Linked DNA regions of Mus musculus: region 2 is linked to region 1. A link is a contact called in ENCODE Hi-C or POLR2A ChIA-PET data. All regions are on one chromosome and are shown on one strand. Each heading gives the region's core, a stretch centred on a gene start or an enhancer-like site at or near the end of the contact. The rest is flanking DNA. Distances are from core to core; before and after follow the strand shown. Region 1 holds the start of Psap (prosaposin). Region 2 holds the start of Slc29a3 (solute carrier family 29 (nucleoside transporters), member 3).

What was found. Hi-C counts contacts between places; a loop is a spot of excess contacts on that map. ChIA-PET counts read pairs that join two places held with the same protein, here RNA polymerase II (POLR2A).
Region 2: POLR2A ChIA-PET joins it to region 1 with 10 read pairs in Patski. The contact joins the promoter of Slc29a3 here to the promoter of Psap in region 1. A Hi-C loop is called at or near these places in 1 of 37 maps with a recorded cell type or tissue (v-Abl transformed pro-B cells). POLR2A ChIA-PET finds 5 or more read pairs at or near these places in 1 of 5 experiments (Patski).

What each region holds. Positions count from the first base shown.
Region 1 is chr10:60,274,667-60,279,622 of GRCm38, reverse strand. Psap (prosaposin) reads right to left here and starts at 1,995. Exons shown (of 15, transcript NM_011179.3): 1 at 1,841-1,995. The coding sequence starts at 1,880.
Region 2 is chr10:60,751,439-60,756,058 of GRCm38, reverse strand. It overlaps Slc29a3 (solute carrier family 29 (nucleoside transporters), member 3), which reads left to right and starts at 3,277. Exons shown (of 6, transcript NM_023596.3): 1 at 3,277-3,325. The coding sequence starts at 3,325.

The DNA of each region.
Region 1 (4,956 bases), core at 746-3,245:
CAGAGGTTAGCCACGGCCCCAATGACAGCAGCCCTGCCGTCTCAGCCTCATGGAGAGCATCTGCCCCATGCCGGCAGCACCTTGCCACCTCTCTAAGCTCGGCTGGCCAACTCTGACCCACTTGTTCCCACTGGAGCAATCCCCCAACTGCATGTCCTGGCACTGCACTAAGATATGGCACTTCGTTTCCTGCAAGCAGGCAAGACTCAGCATGGAGTCGGGGGGCTACCACTGCAGGCAGCAAATGATGTCCCCTGCTGGTTAGGCTTGTGTGTGTGTGTGTGTGTGTGTGTGTGTGTGTGGTGGGGTGCACGCACATCTACATTTGTTTCTGGAGATCAAAAGAAAACCCACCGGAGTCAGAGCTCTCCCTCTACCATGGGGCCTGAAAATGGGCAGAGGTTAAACTGGCCTTTCATTCTTTTGGCATTCTTTGTTTTCTGTCTAGGTGGGAAAGGCAGTCAGGCTGGAGGGCTGGAGAGTAACCAAAACCAAGTGTCTGTACCTCCAGGGCTTTGTGAAGACTAGACGGGACCTGGAACATTCTAAGCACCCAGAACATCATTAAAAGGCAAGCTATGAGTGGCACCCTGAACTACAGTAGTGCCACACTGAGCCCATAAGTCCTAAGAGCCTCAGGGAGCACACGTGGTTTGCAGTCATCATAGACAACCAACAACTCAATGGTGGACAGTCAAGACAAGCTACCATTCTTCAGTATGACCTTGACGTGAGGCACAGAGCCTGGAGTTTTAGACCAAGGCCATCAGGGTCCTCCCATCTACCTAAGAAGGAAGAAGGAACCCAGTTAACTAGACTGGCAGTCAAATGAACTACATGTGTATTAGAAATAATTTTTCCAAGGAAACAGGTAAGGGGTATAGTGTGACTCAGTAGAGGATGTTCGTTTACCGTGTGTTACGATCCAAGTTCAATGGCCCATACTACAGAGAGAGAGAAAAAGAAGTCTGGTTTTGGTGGTGTGGGTGAATCAGAACTCACGAGTTATGTATGACACAGAGCAAGCAGGACCAAGTGCGTTTCTTTTCATTTTTCTTGCACAAAAAAAAAAAAAAAAAAAATCTCATACACAGTCCAGACTAGCCTTGAGCTTTCTGTGTAGCACAGGCTGACCTCAAATTCAAAATCCTCCTACCTATGCCTTCCAAGTGTGAGTCCCCTGGCGCTGCCTTGCCAACCTGCAGTGCTTTTAAGAAAAATCATTTTAGAAACACTTGCTATAAAATAAAGGCTGGCCAATGGCTTTGCCAGATCAAACAAAAAAATTAAGAGTTCCAATGCAATCGGGACTACACAATTCCCTCCAAGACCTACTACGCTCCTGAGTTCACACAGAAGCCAAAAAAATCACCCCCCGGCCCGGGGCAGACACAAAGACGCTTCCTGCAACTCCCATACGAGTGCAGTCTGGGACAGAGGTCACGGGCCGACCTGACCTGCAGGATGGGGCTTCAAGGCCATGTCTATCACCTACACCAGGATAGAGTCAACACAGCGACGGAAGAGGTCATCGAGTGACCTCTCCCAACCTCCATCCCAGGGAGAACCGCAGTCACCCGCAAGGCCTTGCACAAGGCCTGCACACACAGGACAAGACGTCTCTCCCACCTCCCAGTGGTCCCCCAGTGCAGAGAATCTGGAACAGGTCCCCCTCCGCCACCAGCCCCGATCTGCGCCTGCGCACAGCGAGGCCTGCCTAAGCGCGCCCCGGGAAGCGAGCGGAGGGCGAGGCCGGTACCGCAGGACTGCCCGGTTCCCGGGACCCAGGGGACGCTATAGCGTTCTTCTCTACCAGACCAGGGGACCCTTCTAAGCTCACCGGTGGCCAGAAGGCTGGCGAAGAGGGCGAGGGCGTACATGGCGCCGCTTCACTTCGCAGGCTGCAATGCAGAACGTCAGCTGACCAGACGAATATAAATCTACCCCCCAACCTCGCCGCAGACGCCAGTGCGCAGGCGCGGGCCCCGCCCAAACTGGGCGCAGCTTGACTCAGCGTCGCGCAGCGCGCCTGCGGGGAGGGAGGGTGCGAAGAGGAGCAGGCTGAAAACGCCCAGGGAAGGTGGCGGGAAGGCGCGGGTGGTGGTAATAAAAGAAAACCATATCTGGTGATTAAATCAAGGTCAGGCGCCGAACGGTATCTAACGCCTCTCTTTACCTTTGCAATGTGAGGAATCCAGCCCAGGGCTGGTACCAAGCCCTGAACTGCATCTTGTGCTCCCCCACCCCACCCCACCCCTGAGCCCCAGCATCTTTTAAGTATTACTATTTGTTTTTGAGATGCCGAGTCACTATGGCCTTGCTGGTCGACAATTCAGTGTCGCAGCAGACCTGGAACTCTCAACCTTCTGCCTCAACCCCTTGGAGAATGGTTGGGGGTTGGGGGGCGGGAGCAGGGATTTTTGTTTGCAGTCGCCGGTATTGAACCCAAGGCATTATACTTGATATCAAGTGTTGTACCTCCAAGCTGCACACCACCATTCCCCCCACCCTCCCAGCTCACTCCTTACTTTATTTTTGAAAGAGGGTGTCACCAAATTCCCCAGAAAGTCTCTGAACATGTAATTCTTCTGCCTGACCCTTGTACAGTGGTAGTTAGGGGTTTTTTGTTTGGTTGGTTGGTTGGTTTGGTTTGGTTTGGTTTTTGGTTTTTCGAGACAGGGTTTCTCTGTGTAGCCCTGGCTGTCCTGGAACTCACTTTGTAGACCAGGCTGGTCTCGAACTCAGAAATCTGCCTGATTCTGCCTCCCGAGTGCTGCTGGGATTAAAGGTGTGTGCCACCACGCCTGGCGGTGATTAGTTTTTTTGGTTAGTTTTTTTGTTCGTTTGTTTGTTTGTTTGTTTTGGTTTTTCGAGACAGGGTTTCTCTGTATAGCCCTGGCTGTCCTGGAACTCACTTTGTAGACTAGGCTGGCCTCGAACTCAGAAATCTGTCTGCCTGCTGGGATTAAAGGCGTGGGCCACCACGCCCGGCTAGTGGTTAGTTTTTTAAGACAGGGTTTCCTGTAGCCCAAAGAGGCTGACAACTGGCTGTGCAGCTGAGGATTCGTGTATCTCAGGCAGTCCTCGAACTTCAGTCACTTCCAAATCCTGATCTGCCTGCCTGTGCTACCATACATGTTCTGTTTGGTTCTAGGAACCAAACCCAGGCCTTCAACTCATGTCGGGCAATGACTCTACCAACTGAGTGGCATCTCCAGCCCCCATTTATTGTGATTCGTGCCGTGCTAACAGATGAGACTCAAGCACAAACAGGTTACAGATTTGCCTACATCTTTACACTCAGGATTCAAATTCACAGGCTGCCATTCTGCAGTTGTCAATCAATACAAACTCAGAAAACGGCAAACGAGAGACGCCTTTATTTGTGATCTTGGGAACTGCAGACTGCAAGATAGACTCAGAGGTCTCTGAATCAGTGTTGGTGAGAAGGCAGGGAGAATGGAAGTCTGAGTGTGTAAGCAGAAAAAAAAGAGGAAAAAAAAAACAATAAAAATGTATTTTAGGCAACTTGTGTTGCTTGGAGAAAGAACAGATGCTGTGTAATAGACTCGTGACGGATGGAAGATAAAGACAAGCATGCATGCCCACGCTTCTAGTCCTAGCATGGGGGAGGCAGAGGCAGGAGGATCTCTAGGGCCCCTAAGCCACATAGTAAGACTCTGTCTCAAAAAAAAAAAAAAAAAAACAGTAAAATAACATTTCAAAAATTGGTTCTGGGGGCTGGAGAGATGGCTCAGTGGTTGAAGGCACCAAGTGCTCTTCCAGAGGTCCCAAGTTCAAATCTCAGCACCCACAGGACAGTTCACGACTTTCTGTAACTCCAGGATCTCTCACATAGACATGCATACAGACAACACACCAATGCACATAAAATAAAGGTAAATGTATTTTTAAAAATAAATAAATAAAATAAATTGGTTCTAGCCGGGTGTAGTGGCTCATGCCTTTAATCCCAGCACTTGGGAGGCAAAGGCAGGCAGATTTCTGAGTTCAAGGCCAGCCTGGTCTTCAAAGTTAGTTCCAGGACAGCCAGGGCTATACAGAGAAACCCTGCCTCGAAAAAACCAATAAATAAATAAACAACTTGGTTCTAGGTAGTGGGGGGTGGGGATTCCCTCAGTTGTTAAGAACACTTGATGCCTTTGCAGAGGACAACATTCAATTCCCAGCACCCACGGGGTCAGGGGGTGTCACAACCACCTTCAACTCCAACTCCAAGAAATGTGGCACCTCCTGGTACACCTGCACTCATGTACACATTCCACACAGACACACACACATAATTAGCAATGAAATACTGTATTATTATTATTATTATTATTATTATTATTATTATTAGGCTGATTAGTCTGGGTTGGGGGTGCCTTTAATCGCAGCAGTTGGGAGGCAGAGGCAGATAGATTCCTATGAGTTCAAAGCTAGCTTGGACTACAAAGCAAGCTTTTAGATCAGCCAAGGTTACACAGTTGAGCCCCTGTCTCAAAAGCAAAAAGTCACTACCAGGCTGGCATGGTAGATGGTGCCTGTGACCCCAGCACTTGGGAGACTGAAGCAGGAAGATGTAGAGTTCCAGGCCCAACTGGGCTACCGGTTTTGAGACCCTGTGAAGAGGAGGAGGGAGAAGAGGAGGAGGAGGAGGAAGCAGCTGCAGCAGCTGCCACCACACTCGGCAGCTCCCGCTGTAATCTTGGATGATGTTAGGATCATCATAAGAGCATCATAAGTTCAGGCTAGCCTGAGCTATGGAGTAAATTCAAGGTCAGTCAGAACTAGAATGAGCCCCTTCAGTTAAAAAACTAAGAGGGGGAGGGGTCCAACCCTTTCTGGGGATCTATAAGCAAGTAATGGCTGCTGGGGACCGGAGAGATTTTCTTCAGTGGTGGTCACTGGGAAGGTGTCATTGCTCCTGTAACTAATGCTCACACACGCTCCTCA
Region 2 (4,620 bases), core at 2,028-4,527, 480 kb before region 1:
TCCCATTTAGGACTGCACACTCCACAGTCTCATTCTCTACATGGGCTAGTCATGGGGAAAGGCCATGTAGTTAAAAAAAAAAAAAAAAAAAAGATCCCAGGTATAATGAACGCTGTTTATTGTCAACCACACAGAAGTTAGAAGCACAGCAAATGGGCCTCCAGCCATGTCTGTGATGCAATATTTAAACTACACTGATTGAAGTGGGGGGACCCAGCCCATGATGGGTGGCACCATTCCCTACTCAGGGAAATCTTGAACTGTATAAGGATGAAGAAAGCTAGCTGAGCACATGCGTGCACTACTCTCTGCTGACTTCAGATGGAATGTAACCTGCTGCTGCTGGCTCTTGCTGCCTTGATTTCCCTGCCAAGATGGGCAGGAAATAGAATTGTGGCCTAACCCCTTTCTCCCTTAAAGTGCTTTGTCCATGGTATTTGATCACAGGAACAGAAAAGTAAACTAAGACATCCAGTAAGGGCAGAAAAGGGAGAGCAGGCAGACCTACAGTCTTGGAAAGTGAGGACCCAAATACTTTTTATGGGCCCACTCAACCTGAATTCCCCAAAACTGCCTAAGTATTTTGTTAACTGGACACAATCTGTAGTCATCTGAAAAAAACCCTCTTCCATCAGATTGGTCTGTAGGCAAATCTATGGGGCATTTTCTTAACTAGTGATTGACCCACTGGGGATAGTGTCGTGTGTTGCAGGATACTTGATCACACTGTGAACCCCGAGATTGTGTGGTTTACTGGAAAAATCTGTTTCTAGTTGTGGTGTGACTCAGCCTTAGTACACACCTTTAATCCCTCTGGCTGGAATGCAGACATGCCCTTAGTACACACCTTTAATCCCTCTGGCTGGAATGCAGACATGCCCTTAGTACACACCTTTAATCCAAAACAATGAAGGTAAAGTTAGTTTGGAGAAGGTAGCACCCATGTTTGAAAGTGATATCTTATTGAGTGGCAGACAAAGTGATGAATCAGAGAAAGATTTGACAGAATAGGATCTGCCCAACTCTCACAAGAACAGAGAGAAAAGAGAGGCTACTTAAGAGAGAGCAATGCAGAGAGGAAGAGGGGAGGAAGACAGTCCTTACTGGGACAGTTGTCCAGAGACAGGTTGCAGAGGGAAAACAAGCCAGACACAGGTGAAGACAGAAGGAACCAGAGAATGAGAGGGAGCCCAAGGACCAGAACAGATTGCTGAAGTTAGTATGAGCCTGAGCAGAGCAATTCAGGAGAAGCCTAGAAAAGCCAGATTGAGTCAGTCAGTGTAGAGAGGACTTTGAGCCAGAATAGCTGAGTTGAACCAGACAGCCAGAACTCAGAAAAAAAAACTAGGAAAGGGTGAGCTTGAAATTCAGCAGTCTCAGAGGCTGTAAACATTCTAGGCCTAGGTAAGATTGTACAGAGGCTAGAAGCTTCCAAGACTAGGCCTAGGTTAGCAGACAGAGGCAGTAAACCTCTGAGACAACAATTACATTAGGCCAATGAAAGGTACTTTTATAGCTATGCCTTGTAGGTGGCCCTGGCTTGTATTAAAGCAAACCAGAGGGCAACTTTACTCCACGGCTTCTGTCTCAGTTCCTGCCTCCAGGAGTTCCCTAACTCCTGAGTTTCTACCACCGAGAGATCAAGTCCTGTAAGCCTCAGTTTCTTCCTGGTGTCTGCTTTAATTCTTGCTTCCAGCTTCCTATCTTCAGTTTTGGCTCCGATTCCCCTCAGTGGAGTTCTAAGATGAAATTAACCCTTTCCGTCCCAAGTCAGTTTTACTCCGGGGTTTTATCACAGCAAAGGACACAGGGAGACAAGGAGAACCGCCCAGGCTACCTTCTTGTTTGCTGTGCTTTTTCTGATCCTGAGGTAACCTTTGCCTCCTCTGTGCCCTGTAGGGAGTGTGCCCACGGCTTGGAGCATGCTAGCTTCTGCTCTCCCACAGAGCCGAATTCCAGACCTCACGTGTTCCCCTTGCAGTTGAGGCTGGTATTTAGGCCATGTTTTGAGATTTACTCATTTCTCTGAGCCTCACCCACGTGTGTATGTGGGTATGCATGTCTGATGTGTGTGCATATGTACATGTGTGCATGGGTGCATGTATACATATATGTGAGTGTGTCTAAAAGTGTGCATGTGTATGTGTGTGAGTGGGCAAGTGTGTGTGTGTCTGTGTTACACATTATTAAAAGCCTGTTGTTTTTCTTCTGTGTTTGATATTAGGGATCCTTTGCCAACTAGGAACCATGATGGGTAGAGAAAATTCTATTTTTTCCCCCTTCACACTTATGAAAAGAAGCCTACTAAGCTTTGGCATCAGTAAGTCCCCAGCTGGTCTCTGGGACTGGCCCACACCAGCCTTGCTTGTGCCCACGTTTTCTCTGGTCTAGCGCAGGACATCAGCCAACTCCTACTCTGCCTCTTTCTTTTCCCCTCCTGTCCTTACCTCCTCTCCTCAGGTGATCTGTAAGGACAGCGCAGGCATGTATACTCCAACCCTAACGCCGCCAGGGTCTCAAGTAACCTGGGCTGACCACTATGTAGCTAAGGTGAGCCTAAACCCCAGAGCCTCCCAAGTGCGGGTGGTAGGTGACACCTACACGTCCCCTGCAGGGCAGCGGAGGAAGTCACCCCCCAGTGGTAAGGGATTGGGTAGAAAGGAAGCCCAAACTTCTGCCACTCTTGGGTGTTTCCTTAGGTTCCCCACTTTTCTCTCTCTCTCTCAAAAAGAAAACAAAAACAAAGCACATCGGTTCCGTAACCCCCACTCTGCACTCGGAGCTGTACAGGAGCCATCTTCAGCTCTCTCCTGAACTTTGATCTCAGAGTCTCCCAAAAGTTTCTCTTCTGCAGATGTGGCATCTGGATTGCCCCTCCAACACAAATCTGCTCACTCTGGCCTCGCTCACTGCCACCAAATAGCTTCAAGCTCTCTCTGCGGCTCTCCACCTAGGCTGGGAGGCCAAGTTCATCTTGCTGGTACATCCTGCTCTGGAAGTATTGAGGGGGAGCAGGGGGCTGTGGGGCACCCTAGGGAATGAGGCGGTGGATACCAATAGGGAGTCAGGCAGGACCTGTTCCAAAGCCACACTTTTTTCACTTTGCAATTGGACGCCTGCAGTTACTGCCGTAGGCCAGGAAGAGGCGCGCGTGGGGGCGGGGCCAGAGGGAGGAGTCGGCAAACCCGGAAGCGCTGAACGGGGCGTGGTGAGCTGAGAAAAGGAGGGCGGGGCTGGGAGGACAAGGGCGGAGCCCGGCCTGGCTGAGCTCTGGTCACAGTGGCCCAGCGCCTTGGACCTGGTGGAGGTAGCAGCGGCAGCGACAGTAAGTGCGGGTGCAGCGGCCCCCATGCTTGGCTGGGTCTTCCCTTCCCGAGGCTGAGCCTGGCCTCTCCTCCACACTCTTCTCTGGTCCCGCGTGTGGGGACAGGTCGGCCCGAAAGATCCAGAAGGCTTTGCGGGTCCGGATCGGATGCCACAGCTGCCTCTGCAGCGAGGACTTGTCTTAGCCTACTGCCAGGCTCGCTCTTGGACCCCAGCCTGTGTCCACAGGAGCCATCGTGGCACACGGGCTGGCCAGACATGTTCTCAGTCCCCAGACTCCTACCCTTTCCAGCTCTGACTGGTCCTTACCCCAGGACCCCAGTCAGAGGCAGGGACAGCTTGGCCCCGGGAGGTTCTCCGCCTCCTCTCCTTTCTTTGTCTTTCTCTATTCATCCAAAGCCACAGCTACCTTTTATAAAGAGTAATAAGGCGTTGCTCAGTCCACTGCACCGCCCGTGACCTGGTTAGAGAAGATCCCTGGCAACTTCAGATGCTTGGTCAAGGCTGAGTAGTCCTTGATGAATAGACACAGTAGCTGAGAAGGGACTTCAGACCTGTGTGGGTCTGGGTGACCCACACTGAGCCGCTGAGCCGTGCGCCCACCCTCCTAGCCTGAACTTCTGGAAATGGAACAGGTCCTTGCCAGTTCTCTGATGCTTCATGATTATCTTTCACACTAAAAAAGAAAATACGTGTACATATGTGTGCCTTTGTGTGGGTATGTGCAGTTCTTTCAGGTGCCCACAAAAGCTACAGGAGGGCATAGAATTCCCTGGAACAGGAGTTAAAAGTAGCTGAGCTACTTGACTAGGGTGCTGGGAACTGAACACGGGTCATTTGAAAGAACAGCAAGCGCTCTTCACTGCTGAAACATTTCTCTAGATTCTGTTTATATTTAAAAAACAAACAATAATTTAAAGCACGTTTGCATGGATGGCCCTGTCTAGGTCCTTGCATGGTCCTCTTTGGTCTTTGTGTGAATTAAGGCTGTAGAGGGGTCTGCTCAGCTTGCTAGGACACTGTAGAACCTCTGGCCTGCCTGAGCCAGGGCTCCGCTGCAATAGTCAGGGATCTGTTTATCCAGCAGTGCTGATGAGGGGCATTCCCCTTGTTTGTCTCTGCTCATAGCTTCTTGCTGCAGGAAGCCTTCAAGAGGGAGGGCTATGGGGACTTGGAACCAGCAGATGGAGTCACATTCCCAGATTATCCCTGGGGGTTGGGGGAGGGAGATGAGGTTAGGGAAACCCCCCCCCCCCCCCAGGGCATCCAGACAGCGTGACTGTATCATCCATGCCC